Regions from separate parts of the Homo sapiens genome. Here all the other regions are linked to region 3. The links are chromatin loops, found by intact Hi-C in ENCODE. Cell type or tissue: HCT116. All regions are shown on one strand. Region 1 has its middle 240 kb from the start of LINC00392. Region 2 has its middle 150 kb from the start of KLF5. Region 3 has its middle 32 kb from the start of KLF5.

Region 1 (8,000 bases), 230 kb after region 3:
TTTAGTCAGAAAATGGCTTCTGGAGCAATTGAAAGAATGACTCATTTGGGTAAGGGCAAATATGGAAACATGTAAATTAGTAAATGTAAGAAGGCCAGAGCAAATTCTGCATAGGAGAATAGTGTAGGTCTCACTGATGTTGAAAAGAAAAAGCACTTGCAAATGAAAAGCCTTGCATGTTAAAAAAATAAAAAATAAAAAGGTAGTACATTTCCAAGGTAGATGGAGTGGTTTCTGGGATAGATACCAACATTTCTGGTGGTTCATCTAGCCATCATCTACAGCAGGATACCTGATCCAGGAATCTGTTGCATTGCTGAAGGTATACTTTATTTTTTAAAATTACTTACTTATTTTTATTTTTTGAGATGGAGCTTCACTCCGTTGCCCAGGCTGGAGTGTAATGGTGCAATCTTGGCTCACTGCAACCTCCATCTCCCGAGTTCAAGCGATTCTCCTGCCTCAGCCTCCCAAGTAGCTGGGATTACAGGCATGTGCTACCATGCCTGGCTAATTTTTTGTATTTAGTAGAGATAGGTTTCACCATGTTGGTCAGGCTGGTGTCAGACTCCTGACCTCAGATGATCCACCTGCCTCGGCCTCCCAAAGTGCTGGTATTACAGGCGTGAGACACCATGCCGGCCTGAAGGTATACTTTAAATATTGAAATATAATACATTGGAATTCTAAAATTAAAAAGACTGGGAACAGTTTGAAGGCAAGAGGAATTATCATTGTTTTATGTTTAGATTCCTAGTGATTAGCACTCTAAATGTGTGCTACAAGTAATTATTGAGTGAAGGCCTCTTCAGCATGTGTTTACTTATTTCTCAAGCAAAGGAATCAATGAAAATATAGAGAAAAGCCAGTTACATTACAGAACTTCCTTGATGAGGAAGGGGCCCTAGTGATCTTTCTGAGGTAATGAAAATAGTCTATTTCTTAGTTACTGGGTATGTTCCTAGCTAAAAATTACTCTAGCTGCATACTAAAAATTTGTACATTTTACTGTTGTAAATTATACATCAAAAACCAAGACCAAAACCACACAAGAAAAGCTGAGTGTTCCAGAAGCAGCTTATTCTTTGGAATATTTGATCAACTTTTGCTTTTTGTTTCTTTTCTCCTATTAAGCAAAGCAATTTAAATTTGATTCAGTTTGGGTGTAGAATATAGTACCTGCAGTGAAATTTCTTAGTATAGTTGTCTATTTCCAAATTGTATATAATTGTTACCACTGGCAATTTTGATAGAAAGTGAAGGGTAAATATTCAAAGCTTTACTTACTTTGTCAACTTTCAAATTATTCCCTGCACAAGAACCAAACTATATGATGAAAAAAAGATTAAAAATTAATCTAATCAAATTTCTAATTTTAGTTATACTTCTTTAATTCCCACAATACCAGCTGTATTCTTGGGTCATATTTGTGAGCAGGGTCTAAAGAGCACAATTAAGGCTGTTCAATGACTTGAACAGGGTGATAATTTTCTTCTTTGGAGATAGCTACTTTAGTCTCTCTCTCAAGTGTTTGTACACCTCAACTTAAATTCATTTTCTGAAAAAGATGAAAACAGAGCCACTGTTTATTTGCAGACAGCTCAGATTTTTCACCCATTTCTAGTATTTTAGGTCCAATTATCATTTCGTGGCATTAATGTTATCTCAGAAGCATTTTTCCCATGGTTAAGTTGGGTTTCAAAGATCATACATTTATCTTGTCTTGGAAATTGACAAATGTGTTTAGTTATGGATGAATTTAACTGTTTATGCCCTTGACTTAGCCCTTTCATATGGTGTTTTCATTGGAACACAGGACCCAAATGAGTTGTGCACCAGCACAGGGTATCTGTTGAGGTCATTTTTTAACCACAGACCTGATGCTGCTGAGAGGAAATTTTCTAATTTTTGAGTGGCTATGTTGGGGAAAGCAGGAGGACAGGCATGGTGCAAAATAATTTCTTAAAAATCAAATAACAAAGACAATCTTTGACTATTTAATAAAATCTTTTCATTTTAGACATCATTTATTCAGTAAGTATAAAACGAATACTTTTATTACCTCAAACTGTGAACAAAAAATTTTGCCAGGACAGTTAAACACATGTGAATATAATTGTGGCATTAACATGCTACTTTGTGAAGGTAAAAGCATTTTTTTTCCCAAGAGATTTAATGTGCTTCATGCCCTAGGTGTTTGCTCCTTAACATTTCACTAACTCATTTATTCTACCTTGCTCAAACTCAAAACTCATCTGTACTTCTTGCCATCTGAGTCTGTTTGAACAACCTTATGGGACAGTTTTCTAATTCTCCAAAGAGCTGAACATTAACCAATTAATTCATCATTTTCTTTAAAGATCAAATAATGGGCCCAGACTGTCTTTCAAAGAAGGAAGTATTGAAACTGTTTCCATCAAGGATATTAAGAGAAGATCTATCTACCTTGGGAAAGCTGTTAGAATCAATGTTTAAGACCTGAGTACTATTTAGGGCTAAAATAACCAGCCAATGATGGCAGGGTTCATGCCTGAGGATCTTCTGGGTGTTTTGACTTCCATTATCTCTAATCCCTGAAATGGTGTGGTAAGGTTGGTATTAGTATCCCTGTTCTGCAAATGAGGTCACAGAGACTCAGAGAGGTTCATTGAACTGGTGAATTGTTTATCAATGATAAAAAACTAGGTCAGTCTCATTGGAGGGGTTATACTGTTTTCATTACACTTATACTGGATGCTGGAAGGATTCTGAGAAACGACAATGGTGTGAAAGGACTTAGTTTTCCATTTTTTTTATGCTCTTTTATGATGTGGTTAAAGCAAAAAGCAAGAATGGCTTGCGTCTAAAGATTTCCTCTCTTTAGCAGAGCAGAGCCTGCTCCCCTGTGTCTTCCCATAGCCTCTGATTCCATGAGGCTCCTGTATGTTGGATGGGAGATATCCTAGTTTCTAGCATCATCAGCTTTTTGAGCTGCAACAAGGGTCAGGAATTACCCAACATATCACCCAGTGTCTGCATGTGAGCAGGTTTCTAAGGATACAAAGGGCCCATGGTACCTTTCCAGAGGAATCCACGCAACACATCACTCTGCACCTTCTCTCATAAGCTCAGCCCACACCCTCTTTGTCGACTGTCTCAGTGGCCCTGCATGTGTCTTAGTTGGGATGGCTTAGTTTTCTCCCTCACAGTTGGGAGTAATTGGGCTCAGTTGATATTAAATCATCATAACCCACATTTTAGGTGGACACGGAAGAGATGTTAGTGGGGCTTTCGGGCACCACAATTCCAAGGTTCTAATTATCTCTCTCCTGATGGCAGATCAGATAACATAATTTAATCAAACAAACCAAAACAAACAACAACAACAACAACAACAACAAAAATTCCCATAGACAATGGAAACAACTTATGATATCTTTGCAAAGAAAAAAGGATTCATCTTCAAACAGTATGGAAAGAACCCACGACCTCTTGAGTCAGTCAAGCCAGTCTATATTTGAATCCATCCTCTCCATTTGCTGTTTTATAATATCAGTGAATCGTTTAACAGTTCTGAGTCTTTGTTCTCTGTTAAGTGGGATAATAATTTTGACCTTAGAAGGTTGTTGTGAGAAAAAATGAGATCTATCCTTCAAGCAGCTAACACGATACCTGGCAGTAAGCCCTTGGTAATAGTGGTTCTTCCTTTCCTCCCTCTCTTGTTGAGCCCATTGATTTTTCTAGGAAAATATTATTTTAGAAGGTGAAAGAGTCTTTTCTTCCCATTCGTTTAGGGACATCAAATAGCCCTTGACTTTTAAGACTCTTGAAATTGTTTATTTTATATGAGTTTTTAAAAATAGCTTACTTAGCAATTCAGGAAACACAATTACAAAAAGTGAATCTAGGCTCTACCATGACTGCAGTGGAAAAAAAGAATAGAAGGAAAAAACAAAACAGAAAGAGCCAAGGAGAATGCTGTGTACATAAGTTATAAACAGGAACACTTCCGACGCACAAACTCCAGGCACCTCATTACTTTGTGAACTGTATATTCTTCCCAAGTATGGGGGAGTTTAAGTTAATGATGTGATCCATTCACCCCGTTATATTTTATTTATGTTTTCTTCTACAGTGAAATGAATAGTCAAAAACAATGACCTGCTTATTCTGTGAAGAAGAGGAAAAGGAAGAGGTGTGTTTCTGTGTGTGTGTGTGTGTGTGTGTGTGTGTAAATTTTCCCCACGCTTTAGGAATTAAGGTGATTTTTAACCAGTTCCACCACAGGTTTATTTTTAAAACCTCTTAATGATGTTTAGAAAACAAAGCCTAACACGAAGGACAGCAAATGGCAAAAACACTGTGAACTTCTCTGTAGAGGACCAACCCTGTTCCCCTCCTGCTCCGGTCAGATTACCTCTGGGGAATGTGCTGTTCCTTGGAACGAATCCCCCTCAGTGCAAAAGAAGAGAGGTTGAAAAGTTTAGGACGTGGAAAATATGTGGAATTTGCTCTTGAATAATGATTTGTAGTTTTCTTTTGCGATAAATATGACCAATGACCCAGATAGGAGGATGGCAATTATTTAATGAATCAAGCTTCAGAAACGTAAAAACACTTCATAATAAAAATGAGAGCAATAATAGCAGGAAGCCAGGTTAAGTAAACAAGTAGAATGCTTCATGTATCTGTAAATGTACATTTGTGAATTCCAAAGCTATGACTGTAAAAGGGATTATTCTAATGATACGGTGTTCTCAGTTTCCATTGCTCATTGAATTGATTCTTCTGAATTTGCAGATAATGTTCCATGCTGACTTTCTGCACCCATCGAGGAGTCAGTTAGCTGGGACAATGTATCACCTGTGTAGGACTGTGACTTAGCAGGTCCCTGGCTCTGACAATCATTTACCTTTATGCAAGGCGCTTTTGCCCTACAGTCTCATGTGTCTCAAAGTAAATCATTTCCAAATCTGTTACAGCCAGCATATAACCCTCTTTTTGTGTTCAGTTATAATTTAAAATCTGCCCTCTTGTGTGAAGTTTTCATTGACTAGAGACCGTTCCTCTAATTTGTGAAGTGGGATATGTTTTTAAATTTCAGAGAACAGGAAGATGAATTGTTTTTAATGGATTTTTTTTAATAGGCAAAGCTGTGTATGCACAAATGCTGGCCAGTGTAGGGCTATGATCTTCACGGAGCCACCAGTGCAAACATTTTTATCTTTTAAAAGAAGAGTAGATAGCTATTAACCCTGCGATATATGGTGACACCAGGTTGGTAACTTTGGGAAAGTTGCACCCTTTCTTTCTCATAAAACAAAGGATTGAATTAGATGATATTTAAGAGCCCTTCCAGCCCTAAGACATTGTGAGAGCAAAAAGTTTTCAAGGTCAAGAGAACATTTTAGAAAGCAGAGAGCTATTTAGATGTTAAAAGAAACAAAAAAGAAAAGAACCACCCCCTGACCCCGCCCCAGCTTCAACATTTTTACCTTCCTCTCTGGTCTCTGAGTAAATCGCAGTAGGTAGGAAATTAACCTGAGTAATTTGATGGCTGGATCTATAGTTATCCCTTTCCTCCATGTCAATGTTCCCCAAATATTAGCGTGCAGAAGGACCACCTGAGAAGCTTGTTAAAAAGGTAATTGCAAGGGTCACAATTCTAGAGTCTGATTAGGTAGCTTGAGAATGGGGCCCAGGAATCTGCCTTTTAAAGACATCCCAGGAGATTCTGATGAAGGAATGATGCATCGTAAATCAATAAAAGTTATAGGCCGGGCACAGTGGCTCATGCCTGTAATCCCAGCACTTTGGGAAGCCGAGGTGGGTGTATCATGAGGTCAGGAGTTCGAGACCAGCCTGACCAACATGGTGAAACCCTGTCTCTACTAAAAATACAAAAATTAGCTGGGCATGGTGGTGCATGCCTGTAATCCCAGCTACTCAGGAGGCTGAGGCAGGAGAATCGGTTGAACCCAGGAGGCAGAGGTTGCAGTGAGCCAAGATTGTGCCATTGCACTCCAGCCTGGGTGACAGAGACAGACTCAGTCTCAAAAAAAAAAAAAAAGTTATAATATTCTTAAGAGGGAGGAGAAGTCTTTCTGGGGGTTATCCAGCTAGTGGGGAGGGAGGGGAGTCTTTTAATAGCCTATCCCTGCTTAGGGAGGCTCCCCAACTGACAGTGCAGGTGGGAAATATATAATATTCCTCATGTGGGTTGTGGTTGATTCACTGCCAAATGCTACTGGTCAGTTTAAACTGAAAGCACCAAACAAACCAACCTATTGAAAAAAAAATACTATTTGAGAGGAAAACAGCTCTAGTATCCAACCAATTAGAAAGTAGGAGAATTCATTGGAGGAGCCTCAGGATGGGAAGGAATTCTTATTTAATTTCTCAAATATGTCAGGTGCTTATATAACACATTGTCTTCTTTAATCCTTACAACAATCCATGAACAAAGAATTAGTCTTATTTTGCAAACAAAGAACCTGAGCCTGGTGGACCCAGCAGTTCTCAGCCTGAATGCACAATAGAATCACCTGGGAAAGGCTGGTGGAACTTTGAAAAGTTATCTATGCCTGCCCCTGACCCCAGATATTGCAATATTACTGGTTGGGCATCGGCACCTTTAAAAGTGTCCCAGAAATGCTAATATGCAGCCAGGGGTGAGTGCCACTGGTATTAGCCAAAGCTCACAGGATTAAAATGATTCCCAGATCACAACGTACATCTTTTGACTTATTCTAGGAGAAACTCATGGTCTAGCCGAACCTCTGAGGAGAGATTGTCCCGTTTTATGAAGATCTGACTTTATTAAAAATGTGCTCAGGTCATAGAAATAAAATCTTAGAGGAAAATTTTGCATACTATAACATATTATTTGGTCATTCCTATAATCTGAGAGGTCTGTGATCCCTTATAGTGAGGAAATTGAGGTCTCGTGAGTTTGTATCTTTCTCACACTCTCAGGGACAAAAGGTGGAATTAAACACAGGATATCAGAGCCTTTGGAGGGTAGCAAACCCTTTGGACGATACCACTATTCTTACCTTAGAAGTTATCTCAGCTGATCTTAACGTTTAAGTCACTGCTTTTATTACCCCAGGTAGTAAAGGACTATCTAGTTTCAAAGAACTTCTGAAAAAATGAAATCTTTAATATACCTTTTGAGCCCATGGCAAAGTCATTTAACCTCCTGAAAGTCTTAGTTTCATGATTGTTAAACAGAAGCAATAATATCAAACATATTTATGGACGACATGGTGATAAATAAACATATTTCAAATGCTTTTGGAAAAAAATTCTGCTTTACAAAAGAAAAAAAGGCCTTTCACTTAGAACACATTAATATTATAGAAATACTTTAATATGATATTAAAATATATAATTAACTTACCAGTTTCTCAGTACTTTATTTAAAAATTCATACTTTTATTTTAAAATTTATACTTTATTTTAAAATTAGCACCAGCTTTCATTTTTGTAACATGATACAATTTTTTTTGGTAAGTATCTAGTGTCATTTTAATGCATTTAATCCTATTGTAATTGCATCTATTTAGGGAAAGGGTGAGTAAAGTTTTCAGGTAGGCAACAGGTGAGATGAGCCGTTCCAAGTAGAAGGAACGACATACTAAGAAGTGGAATTAGTACAGTGTGACGAGAATGTCAAGTGTGTTTGGGTGAGATGTAGGATGTGAAGCTGGAAAGATGAGCCCGGACAGATCATTAAGGACAACGTATGCCAAAGACTTTTTCTTCTAGATCTGCGATGTCCATTACAGTAGCCACCAGCAACTGGTAGCTATTGAGCACTGGAAATGTGGTTAGTCCAAATTAAAATGTGCTGGAAGGGGCAAATACTCATTGTTTTTCAAAGACTCGTGTAAAAAAGTAAAATATCTAATTAATAATTTTATATTGATTATGTGTTGAAAAATAATATTTTGACTATGTTAGACTAAATAAAATACATTATTAATAATAATTATATTTGTTCCTTAAACATTTTTTTA
Region 2 (8,000 bases), 120 kb after region 3:
CTCTACAAAAAATACCAAAATTAGCCATGTTTGGTGGTGTGTGCTTGTAGTCCCAGCTACGTGGGAGGCTGAGACAGGAGAATCGCTTGAATCTGGGAGGCAGAGGTTGCAGTGAGCCGAGATGGGGTCATTGCACTCCAGCCTGGGTGACAGAGCAAGACTCAGTCTCAAAAAAAAAAAGAAAAAAGAAAAACAAACACACACACACACACACACACACACACACACACACACACCACACACAAAGAATATATGCATATAAATATTTTGTTTGAACTAAATTGCCAGGATTTGTATATAAATATGGATGTATCTATATAAATATAGATACTGCATATACTCCTATTTATTTTTTTTCTTTCTTCCCCTACTTGTGGCTTTATTGAGGTATACTTAACAAATAAAACTTGTATTTGTTTATTTATTTAGTGACAGGGTGTTACTGTCGCCCAGGTTGGAGTGTAGTGGCATGATCATCGCTCACTGTTGCCTCGAACTCCTGGGCTCAAGAGATCCTCCTGTCTCAGCCTCCCGAGTAGCTGGGACTATAGGCGTGAGACACCACGTGCAGCCAATTGTATATATTTAAAGCATTAAACATAATGTTTTGATAGATGTATACATTGTTAAATAATTAGCACAATCAAGCTGATTAACTTGCCCATCACCTCACATAGTTTATTTTACACTTAAGATCAACTCTCTTAGCAAATTTCAAGTACATGATACAGTATTATTGACTATAGTCACCAGGCTATACATTACATCTCCAGAACTTATTCATCCTGCATAACTGAACCTGTATTTAAATATAAATGTTCTCAAAAAGTATATTTCTAAGCCAAACATACATAATGCTTTGATTATCTAGTTGTGTTATTCAACCACATCCCAGTTCTACTCCTATCAGCAGTAAATGATAGAATCAGAATTAACTCACAAAAATTCAGCCTTATGTTTGTACAGCTTTAAATATTTCAAAGTGTTTCAGGGCACCCATATACTACATTTGTGATTCTTACAAAATGATCTGGATAAAGTAGAAGTCGTATTAATATTATTTTTATTTCATGAATGAAGATACATTTCAGAGCTTTTTATTTAATTTTAAATTTATATTTCTGGGAAGTGGCAAAGGTAGGCTGAGAATTTTGCACTCTGCTTTTCCCATGAAAAGTAGAGAAACCTATCCTGGACTGGATCCTGGAACAGGAAAAACCCAACATTTGTGAAAAAAATTGGTGAAAACTGAGTTTATTTAATAGTAGTGTACCAATGTTGGTTTTGGTTTTAACAAATGTATCATGGTCATGAAGCTAGAAACAAAGGCGGCAATCTGAATACTCACTATTTCATGATAATACAGGATCTACAGGAGGCATAATTAAGAATTTTAGAAAAGAATGTTGAATAAGTGGTCAGAGAATTACAGCAAAAAGAGGAAGATCACCTAAAAGCGTAAGGTTAGAAAGGACTGAAGAGAAGCAGCAGTATCAGAGGCAATATCCCATTGCCTGTGAGTCCACAGCTAAATTCATCCCTCTCCTCAAACCTGCTGTTCCTTTGGGGCTCCCTGGTTCTATGAATGGTACCACCACCCACAAGTTGCTAAGACAGAAGCCAGAAACTCTTCTCTCCTCTTGAGCCCTCTATCTAGTCAGTTTCCATGGCCTGTGAATTCCATCCACAAGGATCTCTTCTTACATCTCTCTGTTATCAAGTTCAGGCCACCAGCATCTTTCCCCTGAACTCTTTCCTGTAATAGTCCCCAATCTGGTCTCTCTGCTGCTGCCCATCTTGTCCTCTGCGTTCCTATTCTGGGATTTTTTTTTTCCCCTCTCCCTTTTTATTTTTCTTTTGGATTTTTTTGTAATTGTAATAAGAGAATGTTTATTGGGAAGAGCGCTCTTTAGAACATTACACTTTAACTAGATCAGGAAACATACAATTATCTATATGTTTTATTCTGACATTTATCCAAAAAGTGTAATTACCAATTGATATCACCAGACTGTATCAATGAACCAAATTTTAACTTCAGTGCTTCAGTAGTTTCTAAGCCTCTGGCTCATTCTCTGTTCCTCCACCCTGCAAGACTAAGGCATCTTGGCAAAGGAACTCTACTTATGAAAATGTGCCATTTCATATATGGTTTCTAAAACTAATGATGAAAAAGTTATTTTATCTTATTTTTAATACTCATAAGAAACCATGTCTAAAAAGAAGTACTTATTGTTCCTCTCCTAAGAAATAGATTTAAGTTATAAGATTGTCTACTAAAATTAATATTTAGATAGAATTGGGAAATTGTTATGATCCAGACATTACCTTTGCTGAGTGAAAATAGAGGTTTTTCATTCACTGGGAATAATACTTAAAATGTAGAATTCAAAAAATTGCTATGAGATCATGATTAATCTGACCATTATAATGGTAATGATCAGGTAAATCTGGCCACTGTAAAAAACTTACAAATTCTCAATTAGACAGTAGGGTCAGAATGGATGTTGTTTTACCACCCTTTTAACACAATGTGATATCCCATGATACCTGGTGGATAAAGACACTGGTGAGCCTTCAGGTCAGTCTTCCTGTGTAGAGATTCTCTCTCTACAAAAAGTAAGAAAATTAGCCTAGCATGGTGGCACCTGCCTGTAGTCCCAGCTGCTCGGGAGGCTGAAATGGAAGGATCGCTTGAGCCTGGCAGGTCCAGGCTGCAGTAGCTGTGATCGTGCCACTGCACTACAGCTTGGGCGATAGAGAGAGACCCTGTCTCAAAACAAAACAAAAAAAGATCTTAACATTAGGAAAAACTGAGTGAAGGATACACAGGAACTATCTGGACCAGACCATTTTTAGAGTTTATCTGTAAATCTAAAATTGTTCAGAATATATATATATATATATATATATATATAGAATATATATAGAATATATATAGAATATATATAGAATATATATATAGAATATATATAGAATATATATATAGAATATATATAGAATATATATATAGAATATATATAGAATATATATATAGAATATATATAGAATATATATATAGAATATATATAGAATATATATATAGAATATATATAGAATATATATATAGAATATATATAGAATATATATATAGAATATATATAGAATATATATATAGAATATATATAGAATATATATATAGAATATATATAGAATATATATATAGAATATATATAGAATATATATAGAATATATATATAGAATATATATAGAATATATATAGAATATATATATAGAATATATATAGAATATATATATAGAATATATATAGAATATATATAGAGAATATATATAGAATATATATAGAATATATATATAGTATATATATAGAATATATATAGAATATATATATAGAATATATATAGAATATATATAGAATATATATATAGAATATATATAGAATATATATATATATATGCAATTTACACAGAAAAAGAAAACGTGTCGTCACAGATCTTAGCTTTCAGGAGGAAATTTATACTCCTTAGCTTAACACACAAGGCCTTTCATGGTCTAGGGACTGCCTTTCTCTAGTCTCACCTCTCCAAAATGCATCCACACTGATACTCACCCTTCACTGGGGTCATACAGAACCATATGATCATGTCATGCTCTTCCTTGCAAACCTGTTTCTTCTCCTGTGTTTCCTTTTTAGTGCACCTCCTATTTTTTTTTACCTCCTATGTTTTTTTTTTTCAAATCTGTCTAATACCTTTCTGTGCCACCACTCCGATGGAAGCCACCACCACATCTTAATCGAATTCAACTAAAATAGCGTTCTGACTAGTTTTCCTGCCCCTAATCTTGCCTCCATCCAATGTGTTCTCCATTCAACAGCGACAGTGATCTCTTAAAAGTACAAATTTAATCTTGTTCTTCTTAAAGCTTTTCACTGGGTGCTCTTTGTTGTTAGAATAAAATCTCCAAAGCTCTGCAGCCTCATTGCTCTAAGAGCTCAGCAGCAGCATATCTATAACAGACTTGGTGGTGGGGTGCAGTGGTCAGAAAAGAAGTAATCCCTCCAGGGCTGTACTTCCCTTGGCGCATTCTTCTTCCATCTCCTTATCTGGTTAAGTCCTACTAATTATTCCATCACCATTTTATCAAAACTTTCCTTGGTCCATCTAGATCCCACTCCTCCTCCAACTACTGATTTCTGTTTTTTATGGTTAAGAGTCAGTCTGTCTGGGTTTGAATTTGGCTCTATTCTTTACCAGCTGTGTAACTGCAGGCAAGCAACTTGGCCTCTCTGTGCCTGTTTCCTTATTAGTTGTGAGGAATTATAAATATAATGCTTAGAACATCACTTGGCAACAGAGTAGGGTTCAGAAAGTGTGGTAGCCTGGCTATAATCTGTTCTGTGCCTTTGTAACCCCAAACATAAATGTAATTAATGGATTATATTGGCACCACTAGGTCTGTAGTGTCTAATACAAATATTTGTTGAATGACTGTTGCTTCCCTTGTTTGGAATGCATTTGTACTCTTTCTGCTTACCTTTCTCCCTATAGTCAATCAATACATACATCTTGTTCCAACCTCAGCTCGGGCCCTGTTCCACCAAAAGCCTCCCCAGATCGTGGCATCCCCTCTGAAGCAGAGATTCCTCCTCTGGCTCCTAAAGCTCCTATTGTTCCCATTTTATTTGAACTGCCTCTCTCTCTCATTAGACTGTGATCTCTGTGAGCACTGTAAGTTCAGAAAAAAGCGCCCAGTGGTGTTGAATCATTGGATTGGTGTCTCCAGGGTCACCGTGCTATTATGAGGATCAAATGGTAAGTTCTCAGTAATTTTCCTACCTCAAGAGTCAACCTGAAGTTTCGCAACAAAAGTGAAAGAGTCAAGATTCTCTGATATAATTCTGGCAGTAAATAAAGACTTAGAACTCAGTGATATAAGGGGTTCTTGGGCGCAGGAAAATGGAAATGTGTTTGAAAACTTTTAGGTGAAAGGTTGACAGCTGATAAGGCTGGGGAAGTTTAAGAGGCACATACTTGCATTGTGTGTGTAGGAATAAAATTGGAGTGAAAACAGGTAGTGTATGCTTCTCAAGGGCTTTATCCTTTTAAATATCTCAAGACATCTTGTATGTTATTGGTACACAAAAAATGCCTAGTAAGTGCTTATTGGATGAGCACAAAGGAACAGCAGAGACTAGAGCAAGAAAGAACTTTACATGTGTCCAGTCCAACACCTTCATAATGAATGAAAATGATTTTCTTAGAAGATTTCAAAATAAGAGATACAAATTTTTGTGTTTTAGGGATACTGTTAAAAATTTAACTAGAACTCTATAGACCAGGAGTAAAGATCATTTTCTAAGTACAGTCAGAACTTTAATGGCAGAGAAAAAGCATATTTCGGGGTTTTCTTTACAAATGGAAGATGGGATTTTTATGTTCAAAGGACGTGTTCCTTTGAATTTTTGTACTAATCTGGAATGGCCAGTAAGTTCTGAATCACAGTGAGAAATTCAGCTCACATCTTTCCCAGCTGTGGCAAATGCCCCACATCTCATGGGGAAGTCTTTAAACACTGGTTGGTCCTGGGCTCCTGAGATTGCTCAAGTGTTAGCCCTCCTGGCCATGGGGAAGTTTGTTTGTTTGTTTGTTTGTTTGTTTTCCTTTTTGAGACAGAGTCTCGCTCTATCACCAGGCTGGAGTGCAGTGGCGTGATCTCGGCTCACTGCAGCCTCCGCCTCCTGGGTTTGAGCAATTTTCCTGCCTCAGCCCCCCAAGTAGCTGGGACTACAGTCGCCCACCACCACGACTGGCTAATTTTTTGTATTTTTAGTAGAGACGGGGTTTCACCATGTTAGCCAGGATGGTCTCGATATCCTGACCTCGTGATCTGCCCACCTCAGCCTCCCAAAGAGCTGGGATTACAGGCGTGAGCCACTGCTTCCGGCCCATGGGGCAGTTTTGAGGTCATTTACTTCCATTTTGTTTTCACTTCACAGTAGAGACTAAGGTTCAAGTCATATGACTAGGAAAGACCACAGCAATTTAGAACCATTTGAATTCAGTGGGTACCTCTAGTATAGAATATATACATTTAGAAAAAACAACAAAGAAATCAACCAACCAATCACATTTTGACCCTGATATACCAAAGGAAGATTTAAAAAATAACTAAATTACTTATTAGTAATATGAATTTGTGTTTTATTAACTGTCACTTAGAAAAAAGACTAAAACTGTTTTTTCAAGAAATTTTAAAAAATTCAGTACCAAAAATATATCTCATATGGGAACCAACTATTTAGCACTGAAACCTTGGTCTTTATTTTTTTTTCCACCTGTTTCAAGGAGGAGCAAACAACTAGTTGATTGGAACTTTGGTTAACTCCAAATTTTCAGTGTGAGCAATAATGTTTATATCACAAATACCAGTGCAAAATTGCGCTGTTTATCCATTTGCATGATGAACATGTGATCAAAAGGCGGTCTGTGGGTGTGGTGGCTCACACTTGTAATCCCAGAATTTTGGGAGGCCCAGGTGAGAGAATCACTTGAACCCAGGAGTTTGAGACCAGCCTGGGTAACATAGTGAGATCTCATCTCTATAAAAAATAAAAAATTAGCCAGACCTGGTATACATGTCTGTAGTCCCAGCTACTTGAGCGGCTGAGGTGGGAGGATTGTTTGAACTCAGGAAGTTGAGGCTGCAGTGAGCTGTGATGGGACCACTGCACTCCAGCCTGGGCAACAGAGCAATACCCTGTCTCAAAACAAAACAAAACAAAAAAACAAATGGTGGCTTGCATTAAGGGGAAGGAGAGTTAAGGTGTTGCAATGTCGTTTTGGCACTAGCAAGCAACCTCGGCAAAGTTGTAGAGAACTTTCTTCACAAGTGAGATCAATCTAACCACAAAAGATTATATTCCCCTGAGATTTAAAAACACATTTCATGAAAAGAAACTGAGTAATTGAAATTGGAGAGTGCCAGCTCTCCCAGCAGGGCAAGTGTGAGGCCATATTGATGCTTAATTTTCTTTTGAATACTTTAAATGAGAATTTGGATTTACCTGAGATTTAAACCTGATTGACAAAGCTCTTGAGGAGTTCTCGCAGGCTTCAGAAACAAGAGTTAATTGGGCAAGATAATGCAGTCAATTTTGTTAATTCTTCAAGTATTACAGTTTCTTTTCTTTTTCTGTCATTTTGGGGGGTAATTATAAAAGCAATAAAAATCAGATTTACAGACTAGAGTCTTTCTAAGTGATTTAAATACTATTAAGAGATGACTGGGCACAGCAAAATAAAACCAGGAAGAATTAGAGCCTCAATAGGCGATTGAAAATGTGTAAATTTGCTTAGCGATTTCTCATAAAAAAGTTCACAAGTTAAGTTTTACAAAGTTTTTAGTATGTATGTATTACTCCTGATCATGACATGGAATCGTGTGACAAATCAATTGACACTGTGGAATTTTGTCCACATGATAAAATGGAAAGCTGATATATCATTTTTGTTGATAAAGAAAGCCTTATTTGTATGTATTAATAGGCGATATTAGAAGAGGAAGGAAAGAATTCAATTTGAAAAGAAAAACTATATTACTTATTTGGTAGTAGCTGTCAAAACTCAAAACCTTGGCCCAGCACAGTGGCTCACACCTGTAATCCCAGCACTTTGGGAGGCCGAGGCGGGTGGATCATGAGGTCAAGAGATCGAGACCATCCTAGCTAACATGGTGAAAACCTGTCTCTACTAAAAATACAAAAGATTAGCTGGGTGTGGTGGCGGGTGTCTGTATTCCCAGCTACTTGGGAGGGTGAGGCAAGAGAATTGCTTGAACGGGGGAGGCAGAAGTTGCAGTTAGTTGAGATCGCACCACTGCATTCCAGCCTGGGGCGACAGAGCGAGACTCCATCTCAAAAAAAAAAAAAAAAAAAAAAAAGATTCAAAACCTGTGTCCCTATTGACCCTACAGAATGGAACAAATGCACAAAGTTGTAA
Region 3 (8,000 bases):
GTATTTCTTTGTTGAAAGATGTGTTTAGTTTCCTGCCTTGAAAACGTGATTGTTATGACATTACTGACAATGCAAATGTTTTGACCAAAAGCGAAACAAATGAAGAGATTTTATGTTTTGTTTTGTTTTTCTTTTTTCAACTACGTATAATCCTGGAATGGCATCAGATAAACAAGGTCTAAAAGACTGAAAATTAAAAATAATAAAAGCAGAGCCAGTTACTTGGGGGTAATAAGAAGGAACTAAATATTGTGATAGATAGATACAAAGTACTTAGATCTTCCAGGCATTTTACTAAGAATATTTTCCTTTAAGAAAATTAGAGATATTTTATGAATGTTACTTTTTTGAGCTAATTTATTTAAACTTTTTATGAGTGTTTAAAGAAAAAATGATAACATTGTCTGTGGGGGTTCTAATAGATGTAATACATTTGACAACCATAGCAAAAAAGCAGAGAGATGGTGAATGGACTTGTATGTTTCGAAGGTTTCCAGATTTTACATGAAGTAGTTCGGTATTAACTTTACATTGTGAAAAGTTAAATAAAAGGTAAACTTTCTGTAAAGTTATAGGCTGGATGCAGTGGCTCACACCTGTAATCCCAGCACTTTGGGAGGTCAAGGCAGGAGGGTTGCTTGAGTCCAGGAGTCCGAGACCAGCCTGGGCAACATAGACCTCATTTCTACAAAAAATAAGAAAATTAGCTGGGCATGGTGGCATGAGCCTGTAGTCCCAGCTACTCAGGATGCTGGGGTGGCAGGATCCATTGAGCCCAGAGGTGGAGGTTGCAGTGAGACGTGACCACACCACTACACTCCAGCTTGGGTGACAGAGTGACTTTGTCTTAAAAAAATATATATTTAAAAAAATATATATATACACATATATATACACATATATATACACATATATATACATATATATACACATATATATACACATATATATACACATATATATACACATATATATACATATATATATACACATATATATACACATATATATACATATATATACACATATATACATATATATTTTTATAGTAATCTCCAAGAAAACAGTAAAAAAATACAATGAGACATAACTAAAAAGCAGATAGATAAAATAGAATTTTAAAGAAATATTCAAATACTTAGAAAGCAGGGAAGTAAGAAGAGAGATACAAAACATCAGTGGGAAAAAAGAGAAAAAAATAGTAAAATGGTTAACCTAAATCCTACCATATCAATTGTTACACTAAACGTGAATGGACTAAAAAAAGTAGACTTTTGGCTGGGTGTGGTGGCTCACACCTGCAATCCTGGCACTTAGGGAGGCCACAGCAGGAGGATCCCTTGAGCTCAAGGGTTCAAGACCAGCCTAGGCAACATAGGGAGACCCTGTCTCTACAAAAAAGTAAAAAAATTAGCCCAGTATTGTAGGACACGCCTGTAGTCCCAGCTACTGGGGGTGCTGAGGTGGGAGGATTGCTTGAGCCCTGGAAGTTGAGCCTTCAGTGAGCCGTGATGGTACCACTGTATGCCAGCCTGGGTCACAGAGCAAGACCATGTCTCAAAAAAAAGGTAGACTTTTTTTTCTGTTAAGCGTTAAAGGCCTAAGTTCATTTTTGGAGGTGCCTGTTTGTTATTTTTAGGGGAAAAAACCTTCCCTGGATGGCACATTTAATTACACAGATGTAAAGCAAGGATCTACACATTTTTCTGGAGGTAAGTTTCGTATGTAGCCATTACTGATAATCTGACTCTGGCCCAGTGGAAACTGGACCTTGGCAAGTGGCTTATTCCCTGAGTAGATGTGTGTGGCCCAGTAACTGGGAAGATCTGAAGCAACAAAGAGCTGGAACACTCAGGGGCCTGCATCCTTGTCTCAGGTCTTCCTGGATTGAGTGTTAGCTAAGAGGAAAGTGATACTGTCTTTCTTTTTGAAAAAATCAACAATTTGTTTTCCATAACTATATGTCATTTTTATTTTTTTCTTTTTCTCTTTTTTAATAATAGAGATGAGGGTCTCACTAGCCCAGGCTGGTCTCAAACTCCTTGGCTCAAGCAATCCTCCCACCTTGCCCTTCCAAAGTGCTGAGATTACAAGGCATGAGCCGTGGTGCCTGGCCACTGTACCTCTATAATTACTTTGAGAGGTGTAGCCATCATAGCATGGCTATAGACACCATTAATCAAAGATGACACAATAATGACACAATAAACAGTGACCAAGAGAAGAACTGTCGTAATAAACAGCAAGGGGCTGTTTTGGGGGAAAGTGGTAGTCAAATGAATTTGGGGTCACTAGTCAGGTGACTAGATGTAATCTTGTAAGGTTGGTGGTCACAGGGTGCTGAAACGCAGGCAGTTTTTCCTGACATAACTAACATACGATTTGCCAGGGTACTGTGTCAGGCCCTTGAGCCCTTTAACACACATGACTTCCCTTACTATAATCCTATAATTCACTTCTTACTGTAGCAAATTTATAGATGAGAACAATAACGCCCAGGAAGGTTAAGGAACTCATTTTCCTCATGGAAACACAGCCAGTAAGAGACAGAGCAGGCTGTTCTGATTTGAACTCATTGACTCTTTTTTTGTTTTTTGAGTCGGAGTCTCATTCTGTCACCCAGGCTGGAGTGCAGTGGCACCATCGCAGCTCACTGCAGCCTCTGCCCCCCTGGTTCAAGCGATTCTCCTCCCTCAGCCTCCCGAGTAGCTGGGACTACAGGTGTGCGCCACCATGCCCAGCTAACTTTTGTATTTTTAGTAGAGATGGGGTTTCACCATGTTGGCCAGGCTGGTCTTGAACTCCCGACTTCAGGTGATCTGCCCACCTCAGCCTCCCAAAGTGTTGGGATAACAGGCGTGAGCCACCAAGCCCGGCCCTCATTGACTCTTTCTACAGTAGCATACCTGTTTCAAGAGGCATGCTCTATATAGGGAAGCCCATCAGAATCCGGGAATTAAGGAAACAAGACATGAAGGGAACTCTCAGCTCATCTAGAGGGCTCCCCAGGCTCCCTTTAGGGCGGGAGTCTGTTCCAAGGTGCAGCCAGCCTGAGCCTGCCAAGAGTAGCAGGTGAGCCCTGTTAAGACCATGGTAAGTGGATTCACCTGCCCAGAGAGAGATGCGCCGATCTTGACTGTCTCTTGAGGGATAGTGGAGGATCAGAGCTGCCAAGATAAAACCCTGGAGCTTGGGAGGATTTCAAGCAAGTGCTTTGTCCACTCGAAAAAGCCTTCATCCAAGCCAAATAAGACAAGTGACTGTGAGAAGGTAATAAGTACATTTCTGGTGATTATACCTACAGAGAGGCAGGAATAAAGGGAGAGAACAATGCTTCCAGGCCTTTGATCTTTACCTGCCACAGGCCTCTCCTCCCCTTCTAGCCGACTTCCTGAGGCAGGAAATGGTGACATCACCCTGCGTTTGTCAGCACTCTCCTGTTCTGAGTCATCAGGATTGCTGGCATAGTGATCCATAAGATTTCCAAGTAGATTATTTACTCCCCTTTTAGGGGCTTGGTATTGCACCTTCCCTCAGTGTACTGTCAGACCTCTCTTCAGTTAGAGATTTCCTCCTTGGGATGTCATTCGGTGTCCTCATAGGTAGTATCTTCTAACTTTTATTAGCATTATCCTTTATTAACCAACTCTAAGTTGGGGGTGGGAGGTCATAAAAATACCCAGTTGAATGAATTACAGTTAATTTTAACCATTCCTCCATTGTTGGACATGAATCCAGTTTCCAGTTATTTGCTGTTACAGACAATGTCAAAGGAAACATCTTTTTCCACAATGTGTGCATGTGTTTTTTTTTTTTGAAATGGGCTTTCGTTCTGTCCCTCAGGCTGGAGTGCAGTGGTGTGATCATGGTTCACTGCAGCCTCAAAATCCTAGACTCAAGTGATCCTCCTACCTCAGCCTCCTGAGTAGCTAGGACTACAGGTGCACACCACAGTGCCTGACTAATTTTTGCATTTTTGTACAGACAGGGTTTTGCCATGTTGCCCAGGCTGGTCTTGAACTCCTGGGCTCAAGTGATCCACCCACCTCAGCCTCCCAAAGTGCTGGGATTATAGGTGTGAGCCACTGCAGCCTGGCCTGTGTTTGAGTATTTCTGTAGGATAGATCGCTAAATGAGGAACCAGGGATCAAGGTATTTAAACATTCATGTTTTTAAATTTATCATATTTAAAACCTTTTTTATGGGTTGAGCATGGTGACTCACACCTGTAATCCCAGCACTTTGAGAGGCCGAGGCAGATCCCTTCAGCCCAGGAGTTGGAGACCACCCTGGGCCACATGGCGAAACCCTGTCTCTACAAAAATACAGAAAGTAGCCAGGTGTGGTGACTTGGTGCCTGTAAATCCCAGCTACTGGGGAGGCTAAGGTGGGAGGATCACTTGAGCCCAGGAGGCAGAGGTTGCAGTGAGTTGAGATCACGACACTACACTCCAGCCTGGGTGACAGAATGAGACTCTGTCTCAAAAAACAAAACAACAACAAAAACCAAACCTCTTTATTATGGAAGTTTGCAACAAATATAAAAATAGAAAAGTATAATGAATACTCACCCTCTTTACCCAGCTTTTACAATGATCAACTCTCAGCCAACTTTAATCTACCTGTACTCTCAACTCTTCCCTGTCTTCCCTCCCCTAGATTATTTGAAAGCAAACCTCAGACACCATATAATTTCATTTGTAAATATTTTAGTATGTAGGCCAGGTGCAGTGGCTCACGCCTATAATCCCAGCACTTTGGGAGGCCAAGGAGGGCGGGTCATTTGAGGTCAGGAGTTCAAAACCAGCTTGGCCAACATGGTGAAACCCCATCTCTACTAAAAATACAAAAATAAGCCAGGAGTGGTGGTGGGCGCTTGTAATCCCAGCTTCTCAGGAGCTGAGGCAGGAGAATTGCTTGAACCCGGGAGGTGGAGGTTGCGGTGAGCAGATATCGTACCATTGCACTCCAACCAGGGTGACAGAGTGAGACTCCATCTCGGAAAAAAAAAAAAAAAAAGAAAAGAATATATACATTTTAGTATGTACCACTTAAAGATGACTGCAGCCTCAAACTCCTGGGCACAAGGGATCCTCCTGCCTTAGCCTCCTGAGTGGCTAGAATTACAGCCATGTGCCACCATGCCCAGCTAATAGTTTTTAAATATCATCCAAATATGGATGATATATTTTAGCCAGGCATGGTGGCTAATGCCTGTAATCCCAGAACATTGGGAGCTGAGGCGGGTGGATCACTTGAGGTCAGGAGTTTGAGACCAGCCTGGCCAACATGGTGAGACCCTGTCTCTACTAAAAATACAAAAAAATTAGCCAGGCGTGGTGGTGTGTGCCTGTAATCCCAGCTACTTGGGAGGGTGAGGCTGGAGAATTGCTTGAACCTGGGAGGCGGAGTTTGCGGTGAGCCGAGATCTCGCCATTGCACTCCAGCCTGGGCAACAAGAGCGAAACCCCGTCTCTAAAATAAATAAATAAATAAATAAATAATAAAAAAAAGGTCATTTTAAATCTGAATAGGTTCTCAAAATTGTTCTTAAAAAAAAGTACTAACTTATCCTTCCACCCACAGTGCTGCTCTTGGGAGCAGAATTCTGAAGAGAAAGGCAAAATTCAAGGGAAAGAGTTTGCCTTTAAGTTTTAACATAGCCTATGTTAGGCTATGTTAAAACTTAAAGAAGGAAGACCAATAAATAGCACTATAGCAAGAGGAGAAACTAAACCTACCAATGGTCTGTGAGCTCTCATACATTTAACCCTCCTAAAGTACAGTCTTGAATAACAGACAACATCAAAGGGCAGCTGTGCTTTTCTCAGAATAAAACAGCTGAGCTAAACAACCAAAACCAAACAGCTGTACTGCCTTTGGATTTAGTGTTGCATTAAAATTAGATGTTTTCTTTCCCCAGCCTTTTTTTTTTTCTTGGTGGAAGAAGCAATTGAAGAGTTTTATTTCAGACATAAATGTTATGTTCAAATCATTTGCACACAGCCCACAGTAAAATGTTAGTTATTACGGAAATCTGACTGATGGCATTGTCACTTATAAGGAGAGACCCTCTCAATTGTTTTCATTATTCAATACTACTTAATTATTTAGAATTTGCCTGTGTACAGTGAACGTCATTGATGTTGTAGATGCGAAAGTTAATTAAAACACCTTAAACTTGATTTTTATTTTATTTATTTTATTTTATTATTATTTTTTAGACGAGTTTTACTCTTGTTGCCCAGGCTAGAGTGTAATGGTGCAATCTCTGCTCACTGCAACCTCTGCCTCCCGGGTTCAAGCGACTCTCCTGCCTCAGCCTCCTGAGTAGCTAAGATTACAGGCGCACACCACCGCGCCCGGCTAGTTTTTGTAGTTTTAGTAGAGACGGGGTTTCTCCATGTTGGTCAGGCTGGTCTCGAACTCCCGACATCAAGTGATTCGTCTGCCTCGGCCTCCCAAAGTGCTGGGATTACAGGCATGAGCCACTGCATCTGGCCACAAGTTTAATTTTTTCAGTTTTTTTTACTTGTTTCATTTTGTTCTGTACTGGGTAGCAAGGGAACGTTTTTGAACAAGGACAATTAATGTTGGATTACTATGTTAGGTTTACAGGAAGGGCCAGAGTCAGGGAAACCAGGAGCCTATTGAAAAACGTGAGAGAGCTGGGTGTGGTGAGAGGCCCAGGCTGGTTGGCTGATCCCTTGGCATTTTGGGAGGCCCAAGCTGGCGGATCCCTTGAGATCGACTGGAGCAACAAGAGGAAACCATCTCCACCAAAAGGAAAAAAAATAAAAGGGGGAAAGGTGATAAAGACATGAATTGGGCCGGGCGACGTGGCTCACGTCTGTAATCCCAGCACTTTGGGAGGCTGAGGTGGGTGGATCCTGAGGTCAGGAGTTCAAGACCTGCCTGACCAACATGGTGAAACCCCGTCTCTGCTAAAAATACAAAAAAAAAAAAAAAAAAAAAAAAAGCTGGGCGTGGTGGTGGGCACCTGTAATCCCAGCTACCTAGGAGGCTGAGGCAGGAGAATAGTTTGAACCCGGGAGGTGGAGGTTGCAGTGAGCTGAGATTGCACCACTGTATCCAGCCTGGGCAACAGAGCGAGACTCCATCTCAAAAAAGAAAAAAAGACATGAATTGACGCATCGTGAAAAAAACATTTCCCTTTACCTCTTTGACCAAGAGAAACTAAGTGAACTTTTCTTTTCTTTTTGAAACAGGGTCTCCTTCTGTCACCCAGGCTGGAGTGCAGTGGTGTACTCGGGTCACTAGAGCCTTGACTTCCTGGGGTCAAGGGATCCTCCCAGCTCAGCCTCCTGAGCAGCTAGGACTATCAACATGGCCATGATGTCCAGCTAAAATTTTTATATTATTTATTTATTTATTTATTTATTTAAAGGACAAGACAGTGGATAACATTTTTAAATTTAAAATCAACTATTTTTTTTTTTTTTTGTACAAACAGGTTTTCACTAAGTTGCCCAGGCTGGTGTTGAACTCCTGGGCTCAAGTGATCCTCCCACCTGGGCCTTCCAAAGGGCTGAGATTACAAGTGTGAGCCATTCTACCCAGTCTGAACTTTTCATTTAGCTTACCTTTTCTTTTTTTTTTTTTTTTTTTTTGAGACAGAGTCTCGCTGTCACCAAGGCTGGAGTACAGTGGCACAATCTTGGCTCACTGGAGGCTCTGCCCCCCGGGGTTCACGCCATTCTCCTGCCTCAGCCTCCCGCGTAGCTGGGACTACAGGGGCCCGCCACCTCGCCCGGCTAATTTTTTGTATTTTTAATAGAGACAGGGTTTCACCGTGTTAGCCAGGGTGGTCTCCATCTCCTGACCTCATGATCCGCCTGCCTTGGCCTCCCAAAGTGCTGGGATTACAGGCGTGAGCCACCGTGCCCGGCCAAAGCAACTACTTCATCTCCCCGTCGGGGAATCAGAATCCTGGAGCTTAAATGAGAAATTCCTAGATGCTCCATTCCTGATGTTCTTCT

Evidence for each region. Peaks named below come from ENCODE experiments on the same cell type or tissue, not always from the same donor. Only the 100,000 strongest peaks of a DNase experiment are listed, where the experiment ranks them.
Region 1: it touches region 3 in a loop (2.2-fold over the local background); 2 of 110 quality-filtered maps call a loop at or near these places.
Region 2: a loop joins it to region 3, with 1.9 times the contacts of the local background. A loop is called at or near these places in 2 of 110 quality-filtered maps.

What each region holds. Positions count from the first base shown.
Region 1 is chr13:73,321,191-73,329,190 of GRCh38, forward strand. No RefSeq gene overlaps it. Among named protein-coding and RNA genes, the nearest start is that of LINC00392, 240 kb to the right of the region's middle. In HCT116, no CTCF peak of the experiment used is centred here; a DNase peak (open chromatin) is centred at 4,798; H3K4me3 peaks cover 1,175 bases; H3K27ac peaks cover 2,827 bases.
Region 2 is chr13:73,205,840-73,213,839 of GRCh38, forward strand. No RefSeq gene overlaps it. Among named protein-coding and RNA genes, the nearest start is that of KLF5, 150 kb to the left of the region's middle. In HCT116, no CTCF peak of the experiment used is centred here; a DNase peak (open chromatin) is centred at 4,762; H3K4me3 peaks cover 1,085 bases; H3K27ac peaks cover 2,527 bases.
Region 3 is chr13:73,087,232-73,095,231 of GRCh38, forward strand. No RefSeq gene overlaps it. Among named protein-coding and RNA genes, the nearest start is that of KLF5, 32 kb to the left of the region's middle. RefSeq lists enhancers at 2,309-2,863, 2,628-3,827, 2,864-3,417, 3,240-3,534, 3,418-3,971. In HCT116, no CTCF peak of the experiment used is centred here; a DNase peak (open chromatin) is centred at 3,410; H3K4me3 peaks cover 897 bases; H3K27ac peaks cover 2,986 bases.